Regions from separate parts of the Homo sapiens genome. Here all the other regions are linked to region 1. Evidence: read pairs that join two places in POLR2A ChIA-PET (ENCODE). Cell type or tissue: PC-9. All regions are shown on one strand. Links, peaks and the distances in the headings refer to the core of each region. The heading gives the core; the rest is flanking DNA. Region 1 overlaps DSTN (destrin, actin depolymerizing factor). Region 2 overlaps RRBP1 (ribosome binding protein 1). Region 3 has its middle 36 kb from the start of SNORD17.

Region 1 (7,721 bases), core at 841-5,840:
ATTACCACATTTCAAATGCTCAGTAGCCACATCTGACTAGTGGCCACCTTATTGAGTAGCACAGATACAGAACATTTCCATCATTGCAGAAAACTCTGTTGGGCAGTGTTACTCTTAGATAGTGAAACAGGGCTATAAAGTTATTTTTATGGCCTTTTTCTTGAAATGTTGTTTAGTTATTCTGGTCTTTTCAGGCAAGTCGGTATTTGAGATGAAGCTTTAGAAAAAAGTTACACCTGGATCCCTCATTTATTGAATATTATACTGCATTCCTTGATATGGCCAGGAGTAGAATTCTTTAGTTTCTAAGGGGAGGGAGAAATGGTAACACTACCTGATTTTTTTCTTTTTTTTTTTTTTAGAGGGGCAAGGATTCTCTTGATACTTTGGCCTGAGTCAGGGCAAGGCAGGGAGGGACTTAGCTTTTAGCTATGTGCCATCAATAGCTTGGAGTGTAAAAGGGATATGGGAGTAGGAGATGCAGAGGATTGTGGTTTAAAAAGGAAGATAACTCGAGGTCACACCTCACTTGTATTTCAGTAAGCTTTTACTGCACTTGATTAAACCAAGTTGCTGTGAGGAATGCAAATATGAGGTCAGGGTGCACGTATTCAGGCAGCTTAGAGTCCATTGAAGCTGGTACATAAGACTGAAAATTAACAAGGATTTGAATGAAGGTGCATTTACTGAACTTTATTTCTACTACACGCCAGCTATTGTGCGAGGGCCTGGGAAAACAGCTGTGAATAAAACAGGTTAAGTCCTTCCTCTTCTGGCATTCACAGCTGAGTGGCAGACAGGCCAGCTAATGGTTTAGGCTTTTAAATTGGTCGGTATTTCCTTAATTTGCAGGTATTTTTTCTGCTTTTTATGTATTTTGTAATTATGAAAAGTATGCATTCTTATTTTTTTAAATGTGGAAAATAATAGAAGAAAAGGAAATTTAGTGTTAGTGCAGTGGTTTATTTTGCACTGTTACACTGTTACTTAAGAAAAGGTAGAACCTTATTAAAGGCATTTTCTATAACAAGCTCCGCCCATGGCCCAGGGAGCAGCTCTTAAAGTAGTTTAACAATTTGGTTAGAATAAAAGCAGAACAGCTGATGCTTTTTTATGTTTCTGACCTATTTTCATAACAAAAGTACCCACTCTGCTGGGCGCAGTGACTCATGCCTGTAATCTCAGCACTTTGGGAGGTGGAGGTGGGCAGATCACGAGGTCAAGAGATCGAGACCATCCTGGCCAACCAACATGGTGCAACCCCATCTCTACTAAAATTAACTGGGCATAGTGGCACACGCCTGCAGTTCCAGCTACTCGGGAGGCTGAGGCAGGAGAATCGCTTGAATCTGGGAGGCAGAGGTTGCAGTGAGCTGAGATCACGCCACTGCACTCCAGCCTGGGTGACAGAGCGAGACTCCGCCTCAAAAAAATAAAAAATAAAAAGTACCCACCCTGTAGCTCAAACATCTGCCAGTCCTGAGGTTGTGATGGCTCTGCCTCCTTCCCTGGACCTTAGGATTGGGAGGAATAAGCCTCTGAGAGACAGACTGCCCTTTTTCCCAAGAATGGAATCTCTGCTCACTAGGGTAAGGGGTACACTAGGTGAGGTCCACATGCCAGTGCTCATGGCTGTTGAATGTCCTGGAAATATGGCAGCTAAATGGAATTATTAAATGCTCAGAAGTATTTAGCTATACCGTAATATCTTAATGACCTCCAGTAGGCTCTTGGAAACTACAGCTTTAAGCAAAACAACATACACCAGGTCCTCAAATAACGTCATTTCTTTCAATGTAGTTTTGTTATAACATTGAGAAAAAAAAATACTGGTTTTGGTATATGTCATTTTGTTTTAAGTCACAGGCTCCAAGAACTGATTGACAATGTTAAGTGTGGACTTACTGTACTGCATCTTCTCTGTGATATTTTAGCAGTGTGGCATGGAGGTGGGCCTATGGGTTGGCGTACAGAGGAAAGAAGGACCTCCGTGCAAGCAGTCTGAGTGGGAGGGTTTCTGTCCGTTACTAATCATCCTTATTCTTCAGTGTTGCTGCTGAAGGTGCTGTGACACATATGCTGTGCTTCTAACACGCTTCCCTTCAAGAGGGAGAACGTGCTCCAATGTTATAAATATAAAAAGATAGTAATAATATTGACAGTTAAGACATAATTATTGGTGAGTTGCCATTTAGAAATCTTTAGAATCATGAGATTATACAAGTGGATTTAATATTTTTTTCCAGAGAATTATTGAAACGTGGATGCCCAGATCTGTAATTAAACATGTATTGTTATGTTAGACTAAGAAAACAAGTACCTGTGGGATCAAAACCTGCTATTGGAATAGATGAAGGGACTGGGGAAGTCTAAGAAAAGGACTTTTATTTGTAATTTATTCTTTTTTGTCCTTTTTTTTAAGTTTTTGATTTATTCTTTTTTAGAAAACAATCTGAAGCAAAGGTGCCAAAATATTAGCATTTAATTCTGGGTCACACGTACTTACGGATTATTCTCTGTACTTTTATGTATTTTAAAACTTTTTTCCAACTAGAAAAACTGTCAAAAACCTTGTGTAAATATTAGCCTGAATCCAATCCCTTATTAATAATAATGAAAAATATTCTGAAGAAAAAGAATTGGGTTATACAGTGAAGTACTCAGTGTTGGTTCTTTCATTATGGCGACTGTAATCTGATTTTTAATTGGTGATTGTCTTTTGCCACCAGTGGTTCTCTTCTTTTTTCCCACCCTGGTCAACCTGAGTGATTCTGCATATGCCTATCTGTAGCATTTCCTCTCTGAGCTGCTGGGGAGGTAGAAAAAATGTGCAGTTAAGAAAAAATATCTCAGGAGAGTCTGAGGATTCTCAGCAAATGTTTACACAAGCAAATGTTTAACAAGTTGCAAGTTATACTTTCTCTAAACCACTTTTTTCATTTTTGGCATCTTTCTATCTAGGGCACCAGAACTAGCACCTCTGAAAAGTAAAATGATCTATGCAAGCTCCAAGGATGCAATTAAAAAGAAATTTCAAGGTATGTTCTAGATGACCTCTGAATATGTAGAGGTATGGTGAACACTCAGAATGGGGCAGCACCTTTTCTGAGAAGCACCTTATTTTTTTGCAGAGCTTCGGGCACAAGGGAGAAGTGTTACTTGTTTTGAGAAAAGCAGAAGACTGAATTTGACTTTCCATGTATCTTCTGCTTTGTGCTGGTTGCTCTGGGTCTGCCCAGCCTGTGTTTAATAACTATACCCTTGACATTGTCTATATATATCGTTTATTCAGGCTGGTTTTAAACTAGTTTGAGGTGCTACCAGTTTTCTCATGTAGGAGGTGGAGACTGATTGTTTAACATTGGACATAATAGTAAATTTGCTCTTGCCTTTGAATGTAGTTGTTATAATAAAGTTGCAAAAAGGAAATGTACCTAAATGAGAAAGGATGCTCTTTTCTCCAGCTTTACTGTTGAATGGCATGATTTTAGGTAATTAATTCATCTGTGTCCCAAGGAAAGTGCACCCACTCCTGAGCTGGTCAGTTGTATTTGACTTGCCACTGGGTGATTGGGATCCTGATGAGATGGCCTGGCCAGACTTCAGCCAGGAGAAAATGTTGGTATGATGGAAAGAACGTGCATGGGGCAAGTGCCCAAAGGCCTGCACTGAGGGCGAAGCCTGTCTAACTGCTGTGTGGCCTTGGCCAGAACTGCTTAACCTCCATGGGCCTTGATTCTCTCAGCTGTAGAAGGGGAGACTTGGTCTCATGTGTGAGTTTTAGTTTAAGAGTTTGCCCTGCCACCTTCCTGCCATGGCTGTTTCCAAACAGCTGAGTGAGCCAAGGTCACAAGGGCTTGGCCTGATGTTGATTTTGTTTTGTTTGTTTTACTGTCACTGGTTTTTATATTTTCATGGTAGAACAGGTTTGCCCTAGCCTGTTTTACTTAGTTCGGAAAAAAAAATTCTTGCTTCCTTTCCCGAGCCTTGCTGCTGCATAGTTTATTGCTGGGTCAGGTTCTTCGTGCATTTGGTTTGATGTTTGGCAACCCCCAGAAGTGTGTCACTGGGTTGCTAACTGACACTTTTAAATCCTTTAGCTTCAACACTTTCCCAGCCCAACCAAAAGGTTCACAGTGGATTCCTTATTATCTTTATTCTGCATTGCCTTTCAGTAAAGGGAATTGCTTTGCACACTTGATTTGGTGATACTAAAAGATAGTGGCCGGCTGGGTGTGGTGGCTCATGCCTGTAATCCCAGCACTTTGGGAGGCTAAGACAGGTGGATCACCTGAGGTCAGGAGTTCGAGACCAGCCTGACCAACATGGTGAAACCCTGTCTCTACTAAAAATACAAAAAAAAAATTAGCCGGGCGTGGTGGCACATGCCTGTAATCCCAGCTACTTGGGAGGCTGAAGCAGGAAGAATGCTTGAACCCAAGAGGCAGAGGTTGCAGTGAGCTGAGATCGCACCATTGCACTCCAGCCAGGGCAATAAGAGCAAAACTCTGTCTCAAAAAAAAAAAAAAGATAGTGACCATGCTGCCTTTTTTCTAATGAAAGCATCCACTGTCTTTCTCAGATCAGTCCTGAGTAGTTCAAAAGCTGACCTGCTGTGCTTTCAGCAGCTTGAGAAATAATGGTCTTTAAATGATGGGAATAACCATGCAGCTATTTAAAAGACAGTGGCCATTTACAGAGAAGCTACTGTATGTAATCCATAATTGAGCTCGTTTTTGCATTGTGGTAGTGTAATTGTTCTAAGAAAGCAATCAGTAACATATTTCACATAGTTTTCATTGTGATCGATTTCATAAATGTGTAGTGTAATACCATTGAAGAGCCAGCTGTTTACTTTTCAATACAGTTGACAAAATCAACTGTGCAATCAAAAATCATTTGTATTTTTATGTTTTAAAAACCAAGAAAATTTTCTTACTAGACCTGCCTTTTAGCTTTTTAGCAAAGTACAACATATCTTTAGAAAAGTGTATGTCACAAATTATTGTAGAATGTGTTGAATTTTTCAGAGTGAACATAATGGTTATTTCTTAATCTAATGACCAGCACCCCAGAAGCCTCCCTGGTGCTGTTCCCTTCAATTCATAGCACTTCTGCCTGCCCCTTCCTCCTCAAAGTAGCCAGCACCCTGGCTTCTAACAGCGTAAGTTAGCGTGGGCTGATTTTGTATGCTATACCTATATATATAATAGAATATATGCATTTTAAATCTGGATTCTTTCAGTGAATGCTGTTTGTGAGGCCCATCTATCTTGATGCATGTAGTTACAATTATTTTTTCTCGTTACTGTGTAGTATTCCGTGTTTGTATATACCCCAGTTTATCCAGATTAGAACTGGTCTTTTAAAAGTTTGGTTATCTTAGAGAAAGAGGTAAACTGCTGCCATAATTGTAAATAGAAGTGTTGTTTTTTCTCTCTAGGCATAAAACATGAATGTCAAGCAAATGGACCAGAAGATCTCAATCGGGCTTGTATTGCTGAAAAGTTAGGTGGATCCTTAATTGTAGCCTTTGAAGGATGCCCTGTGTAGATTATTCAGTGCCACAAATTGAAAGCTTCCATGTTTAATGTTATCCTCTTGCTATATAAATAAAGCAAATATATTTAGGCCAGGGTCTCACTGAGGGGGAGCTGTCTTGTCATCTTTTAGAGTAAACTATTCTATAAACATATGCAAACAGCCCTAAATAAATCTAAAGTCTAAAGTTTTATTGATGTGAAATTAAATTCTTATTGGCCAAATGCCTGTTTTGATGAGTTGATTTATAAAGATTTTTGTTAAGCTCAGGATTTTAAATTACACAGTTCACAAACAGTAAAGGCCATGTGAAGAGAATTATTACATCTTTATTAACCTCAGCATTTACTTTGTTTCTTTTGCTTAGGAAATTGCTCATAATCTGGTTATAATTTTGGTCCAAATTCTTTATTCTTCCTTGAGCTAAGCAGAATAATGGAATATAATATGTCTTCATAATATAACAACACTAATACACTAATAGTAAGATTAAGTTAGGCAGTCTTCTACCAAATGTGTAATGGAGATTGCCTCAAAATTGTGTCCACATAATCCACGCTCATCTTGCAAAGCGCTATTTCAGGCACATCATTGGAATACAGGAAGTAGCCCTGCACCTGCCAGTGAGCTCGCCATTCACTGATTGGAAGAGTGACCTGGCATCTTGGAAATCATTGTGTGTCTTCAGGAGAATGTGCAGTGTCTTGTAACAACTAATTATAATGCAAATTAGGGCTACATTGTAATCTGCTTTGTTAATGAAAATGATAAAACAGAATATTGACAAGCTAGGACACCTGTGGTATCTTTAATTGTATCTCCTTCAGAAGTTTGCTTCTTATGGTATAATAAAGTATGGAAGAATATTGAGTATATGTTTACTCTGGGCCTGGGAGAACTTAACTTTCTAGAGCAGTTTGTTGACTTGTGTGCAATGGGGAGAGGTACCATGATGACACTCACAGGGAGCCACTGTTCACTGACACTTGGAAGCGGTCATTGTTAATATCACGGGCGTAACACTTTGAACGATATAGAGATGCACAAACAGTTGAACTTAGAAGTAGCAGTATTGGCTTTATGTAATAAAGGAAGCATTTTTGACTTACCTCTCGTGTAATTTTCATGTGTGAATTGGGAATACAGGATTTTGCCTTCCATATGGGGTAAGGCATTGAGGTTTGGGTATTTCCAATAATTAAGAGTTAAGGTTGGCTGAGTGTGGTGGCTCACTCCTGTAATCCCAGCATTTTGGGAGGCCGAGGCAAGAGGATAGTTTGAGGCCAGGAGTTTGACAATCAGCGTGGGCAACATAGTGGGATCTCATCTACTAAAAATAAACAAAATTAGCCGGGTGTGGTGGTGCACGTCAGTAGTCCCAGCTACTTTGGATGCTGAGGTGGGAGGATCACTTGAGCCCAGGAGGTGAGCTGAGATCGTGCCACTGTACTCCAGCCTGGATGACAGAGCAAGACCTTGTCTCAAAAAAAAAAAAAAAAGTCACAACTCCCTCTGGTGAATAAGAAAGTTGGTGTAAAAGTTGGGAACGTTTTCAATGTTTATTACACTATAAGTGTAATAAATATTATACAAAATTATAAATTCACATTTAAAATTTAGAAAATAGAGAAAAGGGAAATTATACATTGTCCTACCACATGCCATCACATGGTTAGCATTTTGATACACAGCTGTGCATTATTACATGTCAAAGACTGCATATACTATGGTGGTCCCATACAATTATAATGTATTTTCTACTGTAATTAGATACACAAATACCATTGTGTTACAGTTGCCGACAGTATTCAGTATAGTAACGTGCTGTCCAGGTTTGTGGTCTAGGAGTAATAGGCTCTACCATACAGCCTAGGTGTGTAGTAGGCTATGCCACTAGGTTTAAGTGCAGTCTAGGGTGGGGAACATTTTAATGTTGATCCACATGCCAGGTGTTTGTGAGACAAGATTATGCTTTAATCAAAATATTTTGGAATTGTCTAGAAAATAGTGCTGGCTGCTTGTCATTCATCCTGAATTGCTTGTTTCTTTACTTTGTAGCAATGCTTTTAGTGTGGGTTTTGTTTTTTGAGACAGGGTCTCACTCTTTCCCCCAGGCTAGAGTGCAGTGGTGCAATCATAACTCACTGCATCCTTGAACTCTTGGGCTCCAGCAAGCCTCC
Region 2 (7,721 bases), core at 1,586-6,585, 62 kb after region 1:
TTCCAACTTCTAAACTCCAGCAGAAAAGCCAAGGCTGGAAAATGAACTTTTAATCTTACTCAACATAGGCAAACACAGAATACAAAAACATATTCTCTGTTGGGACCCAGAATCGAGAAAAACAAACTCGGGAGAATATTTTTCCTTTGCAACGCACACAAATATATGTTTTATAGCAGCACAAATGTGTCTTCCCAACTTTTGCAGAAAAAGAAATTACATCCCCACCACTAATTCCCAAGTTAGAATTTTTTAAAAGAAATCTTTCACAAGAAAATGAAAAGCCCTAGTCTTAAGTAGTAATACACTGAAACATTTAAGGCTAAGGCAATACCACCACGGACAGCAAAGAAATCGAAATGAAAAACAACCTTTCTGCTGCTTTGCAGAGTCAGCTTCAGTGAGGCGTAAACATCATGCTGGGAGATCCCTGATTCACAGAAATGATGAAGCCAGGGATGCCTCTCAAATTCGGTTCTCACAATCAGCATTCCGGGAGATTTGCTCCTGAAATCCACACCATGATAAGAGGCCCCCAACAGAAACCTCTTCTAGGGCTTCCTCCACTGCACCAGAGTTAGGGCAGATGTGTGCCCACCCATACCTTGTAGGGTCTGACCACAGGGATCTATATTCTGTCAATTCCAGAAACTTCTGTCAAATACGTACTTTTACTCCCTGCAGTGGTCCTCCCTTATCCTCTGGGAAACTTCCCAACACCCCCAGTGGGTCTGAAACTGCAGTAATACTGAATCCTATATACACTATTTTTTTCCTATACCTACATACCTATGATGAAATTTAATTTAGAAATTAGCCACAGTACGAGATTAACAATAATAAAATAGAACAATTATAACCATATGCTAGCATCACCACTCTTGCACTTTGGGGCCATGATTAAGTAAAGTAAGGGTGACTCAAACACACGCACTGTGATACCAGACAGTGGATCTGAAAGCTGAGAGGGCCACCAAGTGACGCACAGGCAGGTAACACAGACGGCGTGAATCCACTGCACACGGGATCGTTCACATCCCAGGCAAGACGCTACTCAGAATGGCATGCAACTTAAAACTCAGGAAGAGTTTCTTTCTGAAATTTTCCATTTAATATTGTCAGACCACAGCTTTCTGCTGGTAACTGAAACCACAAAGAGTGAAACCATAGATAAAGGGGGACTACGATATTGCTAACATACTCAGACTGTAAGACAAAAAGATGAAGGCCCCAAGAGGGAAGGATGTAGGAGGCTGCGCAGAGGCTGGACAGACTGAACTCACTGGCCCACCTCTAAGATCTTGAGAGAATGGCTCTTCTTCTGTTCTTAAGATTCGGGGAACAAAAGTAAGAGGAAGCCCCAAACTCTTTAGACACAGAAGATATCTGCTAATTCACATGGCCCGGCCAAGCCAGTTGGGTCCAATTTGGCAGCTGGGATTTTGGTAGGTTTTGTGAAAAGACCCTCAACAGCTCCCAGGACTCTGTCTCATTACTAAGCAGCAGCTCCACGGGGGACCGTGTGTGGAAGCTTGGAGAAGCTGTGGGGTAGGGGTGGACAAAGAAAACCAACCCCCAGATCCATTTCCTGGGCATAAGGTGACCTGCTAGGAAGGTACAGAACTAAAACAGAATGACAATAAAACAGAGACCCTAGCAGACATGGCTACATCAGAATCAACAGCTCCTAATTTTTAAAATATTATGAAATGACTCATACAAAAGACTAAAAAGAAAAATATGAACATCCATTAGCCTACCACCCAGGTTTACCAAACCCTAACATTTTGCCATATGCACTTTAGATATTTATTTATATATATATGTATGTGCCTGTGTATACATATATATGTGGGGGGGGGACACACACACATGTGTATATGTATATATATGTCATCTCCCTTCTAGAGGGGGACAACACCCTGAATGGGCCACTTACCACTTCCACCTGCTTTTGCTTCTATTACATGTATCTATCTCTACCAACAAAATACAGCCGTTACTTTGTGTGTTGGTAATTGCTGTGTAAGTGACATTGTTCTGGGTGCTATTTGGTAACATTTTTTGACTAAACTTTGTGAGAATATTCATATAGATACACATAGCTTTGGTTTATTCTTTTTGTTTTTTTGAGACAAAGTCTCTCTCTGTTGCCCAGGCTGGAGCTCAGTGGCATGATCCTGGCTCACTGCAACCTCTGCCTCTCAGGTTCAAGCCATTCTTGTGCCTCAGGCTCCCGAGTAGCTGGGATTACAGGCGTGTGTCACCACGCCCAGCTAATTTTTGTAGTTTTTAGTAGAGACGGGGTTTCACCATATTGGCCAGGCTGGGGTTTATTTATTTTCACTCCTATATTACATAGTTGAACCACAAATTATTAGCCATACTCCTATGCTTTTAGGTTTTAAAAATTTATGCTGTCACACAAAATTGTAGTGTGACATGTCTACCATATGAGTGAAAAATCTCCTTTATACCCCTGAAGCCAGCCACCCAGGGTCGCTTCCTGGAGATAACCATTGTGACAGAAGTCATTTTACTGTTTATAAGTTATTTTCTTCAAAAGACTTTGGTAATGCATTTCAAAGTCAGGTTTTCAATTACCAGGAATTTACTTTGGTATGTGACAGGAAACAGTGATAAAACTTTCCCCATCAGTTTAATTACCCAGCACCATTTCCTGACTGGTCTTTTCCTTCCCCCACAGACTCAGATGGCCATTTCTGTGCCATTCAGTGGATCTGTTTCTAGATTCTACACTTTGTTCCACTGTTATATTTATGCCCTGCATCAATGCCACATTTTCAGCTTAAGCATCCCCTACAAAATTTCTACTGGAATTTGCATTTGAATCACACTGAGTTTATACATGAACGTAGGAAGGATTGATATTTCTAACTATAGAAGCTATCTGTCAATGAATATGGTATGCTAGAGCACTACACTGATTTAAATGTTTTCTTCGAAGCCAGGCACAGTGGTTCGTGTCTGTAGTCCAAGCTACTTGGGGGGCTGAGGCAGGAGTTCACTTGAGTCTTGGAGTTGAACACCAGCCTGAGCATCATAGCAAGACCCTGTCTCTTAAAAAAAAAAAAAAAGTTTTCTTCCATACTTCTATAAGATTTTAATGATTTTCTCCATAAAAGTCTTACACGTTGTTTTGTTGATGGTTAGAATACCTTTTGTAAACTACTTCTTCTACTCCTCAGCTACAGACAACCAGCAAAGTAATTCATTTCTGCATATGTATAATTTACCCAGCTATCATCTATGTTCTTGTCAAATCTAGGAGTTTGTAGATTCTTTCTGATTTTTTTTAATAAAAAGTAAGCTGTGGAAAAAAAGACAGTATTGTTTCTTGCTTTCCAAACCATATGATCTCATTTCTTTTTCTTGGCTTAACAGAGCTGGCTGAGAACTCTGATGCAGTGCTGAGCAGAGTCTGTGCAATAAGCTGCCTTGTAGCATTCGCAAGTTACTACTTCTAATGTTTTACTACCAGTGTCGTACCAACTGCAGGTTTCTGGCAGAAATCTTTCCTCAGGTTAAGTAGCATGTCTTATATTCCTAGTTATCTTTTTAATATAATTGAGTATTAGATTTTACCAATTGCAGTTGACATTTTCTCCTTTAATCTGAAGTATGTGGAATTACAGTAATGCACAGTCTAATAATGCCAGTTCACAGAAAGTTTCTATGGTATAAATGTTTCTTGATGGAGATTCTTTTCTAACACATCACTAGATTTGGTTTGTTAACATTTTTATGTGAGATTTCTATGTGTATTTTAAAATGAGAAAAATCAGAGGTGATTCTCAGACTGTTTTCTGATCTTGGTATTAGGGTCTCTTGAGTCTCATAGAATAAGCTAAAAATCATTCCTTTTCCCCTATTCTTTGGCATAGTTTGTGTACAGGTAGGGTTTTCTGTTCTTTGTAGATCTGGAAGAACTTGCCCATAAAACCATCAGGATTAGTGTTCTGAGATCTTTTCTTAAAGGGGGAAGGCTGGCTAGAGTGCTGATTTTTAACAATTTCGATACAATTTAACAACATCAATTTCAATGATGATTCTAGGACCAGCTGCTGGCTTTCTGATCCAATCTATAAAATTAATATTCATTATTCCTTCCTCCATCTTCCACTGGTTTATTCTGTCTTTTCTAACTTTCTGACACGGCCATTTATCAACTTTCAGTCCTTTCTCTTTTCTTGCAGCAAATATTTAAGGCAATAAATTTCCCCCTAAGTACTGCTACGGCTTCATCCTACAAGCTGTGATGCTAACACATCTTCCTAACATCCATACGTGACTGAATTTCATGAATGTCTCCAGCTGCCTCCCCAGTGGTCAAACCACCTACAAGGTCTTAGGTCTGCTGCCCTTCCCCATGACATGAGCCCCCATCACACACACATCTGGACTAGTCAGTGTTGTTTGGTTCCGGATAGCTGACACTTGCTTGTTTACCCAAATGCTGGCCATCTGCTCATCACTGCTACTTGCATCTCATTCCTTTTTTTAGGGTCTTGCCAAAGTACATCCTTGAGTAGTTCTTTCAGCAAGGATCTCTTCTTCATAAACTTTCTCAGTCCTTAAAGCCCTGAGAAAATTTACTTCACCTTCATGGATTAACTGAGGACAGAATTCCATGCTGACAGTTTTCTCTCACCATGTTGAAGATGTTATTTCACTTGTCTTCCGGCATTTTCTTGATGAGATGTTTAGAAACACACTGTCAGTCTATTTGTTATTCCTTTATAATATCTTTTTAATCTCTCATTACTTTTAAGATCCATTTCTGGGGTTCTAAGGATTCAGCAAAATGTTTGTAAGTGTATATTTAACTTATTCAGACTCACTGTGCTGAGTGTGAGGAGTTATGTTATTCTTCAATTCTGGAAAATCCTTGGCCACACAGTTCTTCGAAAATGGCCTGCTCCCTATTCCTTCCTGGTAGAGCTCCTAATTAGACCTCAATCTCTTTGTGCTACCATTTGGATAACTCGTTAGACCTACACTCCAGTCTTCAGCTGAATCTCACCAGCTCTATAATCAGTCCTTCGTTATTCGATTTGTTTTTTAAGTCTGACTGGCTTTTCTATTTTTCATTGTCTTCTTTTCTACCTCTAACAGTGATTTGATATTATATCTTTGTGGGGCTTTATCACTGGTAAACCTTAATGGGCTGAGTTGTGGGCCTGCCTCTAATGAGCTGTTTTATCTTTGCTTCAACTAGGGCCTCAGGGAAGACCAGCCAGGGACTAACTTTTACAAGAGGCATGGTCTCCTCTTACAAATTATCAGGAGACTGTGTCTCCCTTGCCCAGGACAAAACAGATAAATTCTTACCTGTCATCTCCCCTTGCGACTACTGGGCAGGTGTTCTTTCTAGTCTGTCCTCCCATGGAGGGTACAGCCCTTCAAGGGTTCAAGTCTTACAGGTGGATGTGAGAGAAGGCTCAGTTCCCATTCCCAGTCTCAGACAAAATCCCATTCCCCCTGGACATTAAAGCCAAAGACTCAGATGACTTTGACCGATAATACCGCACCCCTACCCCTGTCCCAGGGTCAGCTCACTGCAGGTCCCAGTCACTCGCTGCAACCTTGGCTTATGAACTCTGGTCATCTCTTTCCCTACCTTGTGAATGCACTACTATGCATTTTAAAGACTGCTTACTAACTATGTAACATTTCTAAGTGTTGGAGAAGTGGGTTTCAGATCAGTTGACCTAAAATTTTAAGTGCAATCTCTGATTTTTTTTTTAACCCAAAGAAACTAAGAGAAAATGCAGTAACAAAGAGTCCGAAAAAATTTATTTCATTTCTAAGAGGATACATATAATGGACTCCCTATTTTAAAGAAACAATGTTACTCATTTTAAAGAAGAGTTGAAACACTAAAAATAGAAATGTACTCTATTATAAGCCTTTGCTTATTCATCAGCCATTTCAGATTCAATTTCTATGCCTGAGGGGGGTAAAAAATAAAGAATTGACAATTTCTGGTGTCTTTCCAAATAACAGTCTTTGGAAAGTAGGTACTTAAACAGACCTAAATCTTCTGCGAACTTCCAAGAAGCCTACGGGCTTCACCTTATTGAGGAAGACAGCATGCCTATGCGGTAGGAATCAAGAACTGATGTCTCAAAATGGACATGAACAGTTAAGATGTGCTAGCCCACAAGGGAGTTCTTACTGCCGTAAACATTTGTCTCCCAAAAGCAGGGGTCAGTGTCATCTATACTGTATCAAATCAAACCTCACCACATCAAATATGGTAAGTGATGAATCAATCGTCTACTCAATATCATATCAGCATCGTATGTGCTAATGTATACCATTATAAGGATCAAATCTAAACAGAACAACCCAAGTTTCCAGATGGGAAATAATACACACCATGGAGTCTTACACGTTTTCAGAGTTACTTCTTAGTTTTTCATAGTTTTCACACTCTTACAAATGGTAGCTCTGAAGTTTCGTTTTCTGCTTGTTGCTGGTATACGGAAACGTAACTGATTCCAGCAGGGTGATTTTTCCCCCACAGCAACTTGCCTAATTCTAGTAACACATCTGTCGATTAAAAAGAAAAAAATTCTACATATATAAGCATATGAATCACAGTTTTGTTTCTTTCTTCCCAATTTCCTATCGTCTGCTTAATTCTTCTTGAATTTTTGCACAGGGCAGGACCTTCAACACAGTGCTAAAGAGAAGGAATGACAGCAAGTATTCTGTTTTTCTCATATCAAAGGGAAAGATTTAGGTGTCTCTCTTTAGTGTGAGATTTACTAAAGCCTTTTTGCAGACATCCTTTATCAGGATAAAGAGGTTGCTTTCTTATTCCTAGTTTACATAAATAGATGTTGAATTTTATCAAATACTTTATCTGTATCTATTAAGATAATCATACTATTCTACTCCTATAACCCGTAGGTGTGGAAGGTGAATATAAACTTATTTTTAAACGTTAAACCAAGTTTGAATTCCTAGGATAAAACGATTTAGTCATACATACTGCTGGACTTTGTTTATCTTTTCAGGTATGAGATCTGACTGATGGTTTTCTTTCCTCCTACCATTCTTGTCAAGTTTTGTAACAAGGTTGGCTGGCATCAAAATGAGTAGTGTAGGATTCTTTTTTTTTTTTCATTGTTTCTACTTTTTAGCAATTACCTTTAAAAAAAAAAAAACAGTAACACACAGCACTCACAAAATTCAAAGTTAAACAAATCTTTACCCCCCCAAATTAATTCTATTATCCCTTCCAACTTAGATGTTACTGTTTTCATGTATTTAATCTTATCCTTGTTCCAGCCTCTCCAACATTATTCTTTTACATGTATTTAGAACTGTCCAAATATTTACCACTTTCTTTACTCATCATTGCTTGTTATGTCTTTTTCCACTTGCCATCACCTTCCTTCCAAGAATATCCTTGAGAAGTTCCTTTAGCAAAGATCTGTCAGTAGCTATCTTGGGTTTTTGTCTTAAAACAATCTTTTCACTCTCACTGTTGAATTTTTCCCTTGAGTTGCTGTATCACTAAATGTCTATATGTGGATTTATTTTTATTTACCCGGCTTGGGTTTTGGTTGGGTGTCTTACGCATTCCGCAAAATTCTCAGTCATTAGCTTTTCAAGTACTGGCTCTGTCCTCGCTCCTCTCCTGGAACCCCAATTAGACACACTTCTGCATCTACTCTTCCTGAATCTTA
Region 3 (7,721 bases), core at 1,722-6,721, 320 kb after region 1:
GCATGAATGTCATGTTGGTTCTTTTTCTCTGGAGAACCCTGACTAACACAATACAGACATCCAACTCAGAAGAGTTCCAAGAAAGAACAGAGAAAACAGTGGGGAAGGAGATTATCAAGGAACTAATACAAAAAACCACCAGAATGAAAGGAACTTATTTCCCACATTGCAAGATCCATATAAAGGTAAATCATCACAAAATGTCAGAACTCTAGGGTCAAAGAACACAGAGAGGAAAAAGGAAAAGGGTCTTCTGGGGGTTCTGTGGTATAAGCCATATCACTTCTCGCTCCCCTGCCCGCCCCCCGCCCCCGCCCCCGCCCCCCACTGCTGACTGAGGATGCAGTAGCCTCCCATCTGCGAAGTCAATGACCACTCCTCCATCTGCTTCCCAGCTCCATTCTCTGGGGGTCTTGCTCATCTTACTGTCAGTTTAGCCAAGATTCAGGAGAGAGCTGAGCCTAATACCTGGGCTCAGTCTACCCTCTCAACTCAGAAGTCGGGCGCTAGAATGTTACCCTACGTTAGATTCTGAAATCCAAATTTTTGCTTCTGCCTCTGGCCACCTCACAAGGGACTCACGTGCAACCAAGCATCGGCGATGCCTTCCCCACCTCTCAGGCTGCAACCTGGCCAGGGCGGCTCTTTTCACGTGACTTTGCCCTTGATATGCTTGTTCATCTGAGTCCATATGTTACCTGTTTAGCAAGTGGGTGATGGCGTCCCTCTGTGAGGAGGTAGACGGATGCTGAGAAAATTAGTTCCTAGTGCAACTCGAGGGGTGGGGAGAGGCTTTTGCCTGCCTTACATCAACCTTGCTAAGATGTTATTTTTTAATTACACAATAATATTTGAATAATATCACAAAAATTAAACCATTACAAAAGATTCCTCCTATACTTGCCATTTCCAATACCAGAGGCATAAATTTCCAGTCCTTTTTGTATACATTTTCCTAGATGTTTATGTATCCATAAGAAATATATTGTGCTGCTTTAGTGTGGATTTTTTTTTCCTTTAACACATGAGAAAACGGTATGTCATATTGCAGTTTGCTTTTTTTTTCTTTTTCACTCAATAATGTATGTCAGCCACCTTCCCATGTCAGGACTGGCAAATCTCCCATCTTTACATTTTACTATTACATGGAGTTTATAGTAAGGATGACACATTTTATAGCCATTCTGCTTGGGATAGATGTTTCCGTTTTTCCAGGATTTTTGCAAGTGATGGGGCTGCACAGCAGTCTGTGGTCCAAAGCCCCGTGCCGGCCCATAGGTGCAGTTTATTAGCCGTCTACCACAAGATAAGAACAGAAATTTGGGATAGGTGTTGAGAAACTTTTATAGCAATTTGGCGGGGTAATGTCATATCGAATCTTCCAATAAAAATTGGAGGCTTATATTTTCTAAGTCTTTATTTTTTAAATTTTCACTTCTCTAGTAATTCATTTTTACTACAAAAGTAAAAATGTACGTGTTTATGACAGATCAGAAATAAAAACTAGACCACAGTCTGAGCACAGTGGCTCAAGCCTATAATCCCAGCACTTTGGGAGGCCGAGGCGGGTGATCACTTGAGGTTAGGAGTTCAAGACCAGCGTGGCCAACATGGTGAAACCCCGTCTCTACAAAAAATACAAAAATTAGCCAGGCATGGTGGCATACACCTGTAGTCCCAGCTACTTGGGAGGCTGAGGCACGAGAATTGCCTGAACCTGGGAGGCAGAGGTTGCAGTGAGCCGAGGCCGCACCACTGCACTCTAATCTGGGTGACAGAGCAAGACTCCATCTCAAGAAAAACATAACAAACCAAAACAAAACAATAGACCTTGCCCCCAGATTCCCAGATTTTTGAGAAGAGCTGCTTTTGTGGACAGCTTAATGCATGCCTACCCTCTCATTCTCATGTCAGCATCTCTCTGCCATAAATCTAAAGAATGACTCTCTGGGGCACAGGATTTAGACATCATTTATTGTAATCGAGAGTGGCAATTTGCCCCTCAAAAGGCTAGATCCCCACCACCATTGGTATCTTGTTGTAACTCACATGTTCCTGAATACCAACGAGACGGAGCTTCTTTTTGTATGTGTATTATCCATATATATGTCCTTTGAAGCCAGCCTCAAGTCCAGGAAGTCAGCCAAGTCCTGGGTTGTGATAATCCTCCTGCAGCCTCATCTGGTTTGAACTTCCCAGAAGTCCTAGGAGGTGAACCAGGCAGGGATAATTTCCTCTTTAAACATTCCAGTTCCTCCTGTGGGACATTGAGGCTGAGGCTGCACCCAGGCCACATGCATATGTATTTATTGGCAGGGCTGGGCCTGAGACTAGGTCTCCTAGCCTAGAATTCCCTCCAAAGATTCACGAGAGTCCAAAGACTAACACCCATGGCCCGGGTCCAAAAGTTCACTAAGAGGACAGGCTGAGGCTACATGATGGGGGAAGGGGGGAGTCAGAATTAGGGCCAAGAACTAGATCTGGGAGGTCAGGGAGGGAAAGGAGAAACAGTGAGAAACTGTGACGCAGCACAACATATATCTCAGCACTGGGAATGTCTATCTTCTGGCGCTGTCGGAGGAGATAAGTAGATTATCTGTCAGCCCAACAGTCTAAGCAAAGAAGAAGCCAGGAGTTCCTTCCGTCAATTCACCTAATCTTTTAACACTGCTTATCGGTGGGGTCGATGTAACTCAAACCTCCTAAAACAACACGGGGTTTATCCTGTCCGACTCAAGCAATGAACTTGCAACTACCAAGACATCAGGCCAAACCATCACTCATTTTGCTCAGGTGTGCCTTTGTGCAAATACTCACCCTGCCAAGTCTGGGAGGCCATTTCCAGAAACCATGGGTGGTGGGTTGTAATGGCCGGTCTGCCTCGTGGCAGGCAAGCAGGTAGCAGTGAAGGAACATGCCATGAGAAGTGGGTGCAAAGAGAGAAGATCTCAGAGTTGGGTGGAGACTTAGAACCATCTAACCCAATCCTTACCCACATTCATAGGTTCAAGTACCAGGTCTCTGCACCATTTCTAGACATTACTTAGCTTCCCTGAACCTCAGTTTATTCATCTGTAAAATGGGCTCTGCCTGCAGTGGGTGACATTGGGGCTGCACCTGTATCCTGCAGACCCTGATCATCCCTGTGTACAACTTTGCCTGTGTGCTTAGAAGTGTTAGAGAATTCACACTCCCAGGAGCAACCCCCCCAAATAGCCTAACACCCCAACTCCTGAGGGGCAGGATCATTCTTAGGTATGAGTTCTACACTGTCTCCCAGGGACCCCCCATGAGACTGAGCTCCAGCTACCCACAGCAATGAGGTGCTTGACAATACACCCCAAATCAGTCGCCCTCCTCTCCCTCTTTCACTTCCCTACAGCCCCTTGAGATCACTGTCCATATAAAACACTTGCACAAGAATCCATGCAACAGAGTCAGCTTCTGGGGGAACCCAAATTAAGAAACTTTCCAACTTTCTCACAGTGTTGTTGGTAAGATCAGGTACAGCTCTCAGACAAAGGTCGAGGTTATCAGCATGAAACCGTGGCACTATTCTGTGTGCCAGGCAAAGGGAGCCACAGGTTAGTCTGAGTTGGGTATTCTGGGGCTTTTGAACTCTAGGTGGTCACATGGAGACTTTAAGGTAGAATGAACATAAGCCGTAAAAGACAGCAGAGTTGGAGCCTACTGGGCTCCGCCTGGTTTTAACTGCTCCCAACACAACAATCACAACTGCCAATCTCCAAGTTCCAAAGAACTGGCTCTGCCAACGACTCAGAAATAAGTTTTGAGCATAATCTAGCCCGTAGTTGATATCAAGCAGAAGATGTGATCTGTGGTTCTCATAGCTCACAATCTATGCAGAACCCAAAGAGAATATGTAACAATTAACTGAGCAAAACCAGCAGCAAATCCTGGAACATCGTGTGGAACTAGAAGAAGATGGTGGTTTGTTGAAAGAACACAGGAGCCCTGAAGGAGCTCCAAATGGTCAAGGTTGGAAGAATTTAAACAATAAGAAAAATAATGATAGTTTAGGACAATAACCCATAGAGTTAAATAAATGTCCACAAGTCCACACTGATATAAGTATTTGATTAAATAAGTCAATAGGGAAGTGACAGCTCTTCCTTGCAATGAAAATCCAGTCAATCCATGCGGAAGGAAGGAGCAAAGGAGAAATCAGCATTAGGTCAACACCACAGTGGTGATTGTTGCAGACAAGAGCTGCTAATAGACAACAGAATAGGTGGAAGGTTTGAGGAAAAAAGGGGTTTGCAAAGCCTTAAGTATCTCTTCCAGGAGGTTTGTTGACAAGGGTGGGGTTTGGGGACAGAAAAAACATTACCAAGGAAAAGCCCATCAGAGACCACTTGACCAGGTGATCAGGGCCATCATCACAGACGTAAGCCATCAACGCCATGCCCCCGTGACACGTGCAGTGAGCAGGATGCAGCCCCAGGCCTCTGGCGCCCTTGCCTGGGATGCACAACCTGAGCCCAAGTTCAGACAGGCCTGAACTAAGAGACTTCTGCAAAGTAACTGATCAATACTCTTCATGGGTATCTAGGTCCTGAAAGACAAGGAATGACCAAGGAACTATTATAGAGTCTAGAAGACTAGAGAGAAAAAAACAACTATATGCAAATGCGGGATCCTGGATGGGATTCTGGAGCAAGAAAAAGACGTTAATGGGAAAACCAGTGAAGTTCACACGGGATCTTTGGTTTGATTAAGGCTGCTGTACTGAGGTTAATTTCCTGGTTCTGATTACTGTGCTATGGCTTTGCAAATTGTGCTATGGTTTTGCAAGATTGGGGTCAACTGCTGGAGGGACATAGAGAAGTTGCCTGTACCAGGCTTGCAAATTTTCTGCTACTTTTACTACTAGTTTTCTAAAAGTGGGTCAAAATATAAAGGTTTTTTAAAAAAGCATCAAATGTCCAGTTTTTCAGCAGTATCTTTATTAGAAAAGGAACAATCCCCACATTGTGTTGATGTGAGCAGTACTCAAAACTGAGGCAACAGATCTCAAAATATTTTGGCATGTGGGAGTGGGGAGGTAAAGGCTGAAGCCTCCTCTGTCCGAAGCATGCCCCCGAGGCTGGGAGGAGGCAAAAATGACAAATCACATCTGAATCTGTTTGGCAGAAAAAATGTCCAGTGACCTGTCCGAGGGCCAGTCACACATTTATCAGGAGTATTAGCAGCTCCGCATTCCCAGTGCAGGTCTCCCAGGTCCACGCCCTAGCCTCAGCCCAGGACAGGCTCTGATTTCTCCGAAAATGATGTGCAAATCTGTTTCAAACCACATGACCTTTTGCCACAACCTCTTTGTGGCTTGTTCTATTGGATCAGAAGCCAGGAGTATTTTCGGAACATTGCTAATGCTCTGAGCATCTCAGTTCTAGGCCTGTAGGCCACATATGATGTGCGTTGGGCCAGAGGCCCAGGTCAAGGTGTCTCGAGGGAAATTGGAGTCAATGGTGAAGTGAGAAAGCTCTTGTGAGGCCTTTGGCCCCAGTGGGAGGGCCAGGGACAGAGGTGGGCCTGCCTGGTGAGCCCACCTGCAGGCAAGAGGCACCCTGGGGAGGTGCCAGGAAGCAGGGCGCAAGGCAAGGAGGCAGGAACAGCCACGTCTGCTCCTGCCCTTTAAACAAATACCAGGCTGTTCGAGTCCAGAGAAGAAATAAATATTGACAAAGGTGCGGAGCGGCAGGAAGGCCAGGTGGCCGAGGCCCCAGAAGGAACATGGCCTAGATAGGGTCTCCTGGGATGACTGCGAGGAAGCCTCAGCCCCGAGCCACCCTCCCCAGGGGCCCTTGGCGAGGCTGCCTCTACGGAGGTCCTTCCCCCGTCTCGGCAGGTGCTTCGGCACCTTGAGGGCTTGGACTCAGGCTGTCAGGATGAGGAGCCTATCCACGGGATCAGTTGCTGGTGTTTGCCAAAGGTGTGTCCCAGAGGGGCCACCCGTAGCCTCTGACGGTGCCACGGCTGGAAGGCCCTGGCCAAACACCTGTCCCACTTCAACAGCGCGTTCAGTGGATCCCCCAAACCAAAGGGCCTGCTGGCGTTCTTCAGTGAGCTTCTCAAAGTGTGGGTGCAGGGCTCTCAATAGAGGCCCCTGGGCGCTGGGTAAGAGGCACATTCCTGAGCCCACACCTACCCCTCCAGGACACTGCAGGTCGAAGCTCAGGAATGTGCATTTTCACCACCTTCCCTAGTGATTTTAGGCAGAGGGCTCATTAGAGCCAAGTAACAGAAGAGGAAGCGAAGTCTCAGAGAGGGAGCAGCACTCTTTGGCAGCACAGGGAGTGAGGGGCAGCGAGGGAGGAGGGTCCAGGGCAGAGTGAAGTGGCCACACCTGCTCTGTCCCTTGGCTGGAAACAGCCTAATGGTCCAGACGACCCCCTGGGCTATGGGAGCTCAAATCACTTCCCGCCAGAAGGCTTCTCTGACCCCTCACCTCCAGCCCAGGGAGATGCCCCTGCCTGTCCCCTGGGCTCCGCGGCCCCTGGGCTTCCTGCTCCCCTGGCACTGGGCACACTGGAATGCAAATAACCACCGACCCTTGAATGTCCCCACCAGCATGGTGCCTGGCGTGTAGTGGATACGGCCGGGATGCAGGTGCTTGAGCCATGCCATCAGGAATCTCTCCCATCATCTCAGTCCTGCCTTCCCTTCTATGGCCCCCTGCAGTCCCCACTAACCCCAGCTTGCCCTGCAGCTCCAACAGAATGGGAGTGCATCCCCAACTATCAGCCCGGCCACAGTCCCGGGGCTCCCTGTCCTTGGACTGCCAGGGGTCAGGTGCCAGTGTGTGAGCCAGTATCTGTGGCTGGATGCAAGGAGATGAGGCTCCCCTAGGCTAGACCCCAGTGCTCTGGCCACAGCTGCATGCGGGGTGGGGGCAGCCTACCAGAAAGGGCAAGACTGGAAGTGGGGAGGTGCCCCACAGGAAAACCGGGATTCTACCAAGGGCAGGAGGCTGGGCAGGCGGAAACCAGCACCATCCACTCCAGCCCACCTGCCCTCCTGACCTCCCACAATGGCTGCTCTGATGACCAGAAGGTTCCTCAGAAGCCAGTTAAATCTGTTTCTCCTACCCCACACACCTGGCTCTGCCTCTTCCTTTGTTCCCTTGGTGGTCCTGAAAGGCTGGCTGGCTGCTGTCACGTTCCCCACCAACCACCCCAAACCCCACTCCCCTGCCCTCGGGGTATCCCTGGTCCCCCCCACCTTCTCATATGTGCAGTCTTCATGTCGTGGATTCCAGACCCCGGCCCTGCTGGCTGCCTGCCCAGCCAAGAACACCTGCCGTGGACACCTCCCCACGCCTGGGCCACCACCTGCCCAGTCCTCATCACCCGCCATCCAAAAAGTCACTCTGGTGTTGAAGACTCATCTAAACCTGGACCCCAAAATGCTACTGGCATTTAGTCACTATTCCACAGGCCCGTTCTGATTATTTGTTATTTTATTTTATTTGAGGCAGGGTCTTGCTCTGTCACCCAGGCTGGAGTGCAATGGTGCAATCACTAGCTCACTGCAGCCTTGATTTTCTGGGCTCAGATGATCCTCCCACCTCAGCCTCCCAAGTAGCTGGGACCACAGGCACACACCACCATGCCCAGCTAATTTTTTTATTTTTTGGTAGAGACAGGGTCTCCCTATGTTGCCCAGGCTGCGTGATTTTAAAAACATAAATATCTCCAAAT

What was found. Peaks named below come from ENCODE experiments on the same cell type or tissue, not always from the same donor. Only the 100,000 strongest peaks of a DNase experiment are listed, where the experiment ranks them.
Region 2: POLR2A ChIA-PET joins it to region 1 with 5 read pairs; 4 of 35 experiments call an interaction of 5 or more read pairs at or near these places.
Region 3: POLR2A ChIA-PET joins it to region 1 with 6 read pairs; 3 of 35 experiments call an interaction of 5 or more read pairs at or near these places.

What each region holds. Positions count from the first base shown.
Region 1 is chr20:17,601,594-17,609,314 of GRCh38, forward strand. DSTN (destrin, actin depolymerizing factor) reads left to right here. Exons shown (of 4, transcript NM_006870.4): 3 at 2,962-3,038; 4 at 5,444-7,721. The coding sequence ends at 5,553. Among named protein-coding and RNA genes, the nearest start is that of DSTN, 35 kb to the left of the region's middle. RefSeq lists an enhancer at 905-1,406. In PC-9, for the core only: no CTCF peak of the experiment used is centred there; a DNase peak (open chromatin) is centred at 3,928; H3K27ac peaks cover 2,955 bases.
Region 2 is chr20:17,663,259-17,670,979 of GRCh38, forward strand. All of the region lies in intron 2 of RRBP1 (ribosome binding protein 1), which reads right to left. Among named protein-coding and RNA genes, the nearest start is that of RRBP1, 15 kb to the right of the region's middle. In PC-9, for the core only: no CTCF peak of the experiment used is centred there; no DNase peak of the experiment used is centred there.
Region 3 is chr20:17,923,063-17,930,783 of GRCh38, forward strand. No RefSeq gene overlaps it. Among named protein-coding and RNA genes, the nearest start is that of SNORD17, 36 kb to the right of the region's middle. RefSeq lists an enhancer at 6,195-6,721. In PC-9, for the core only: no CTCF peak of the experiment used is centred there; no DNase peak of the experiment used is centred there.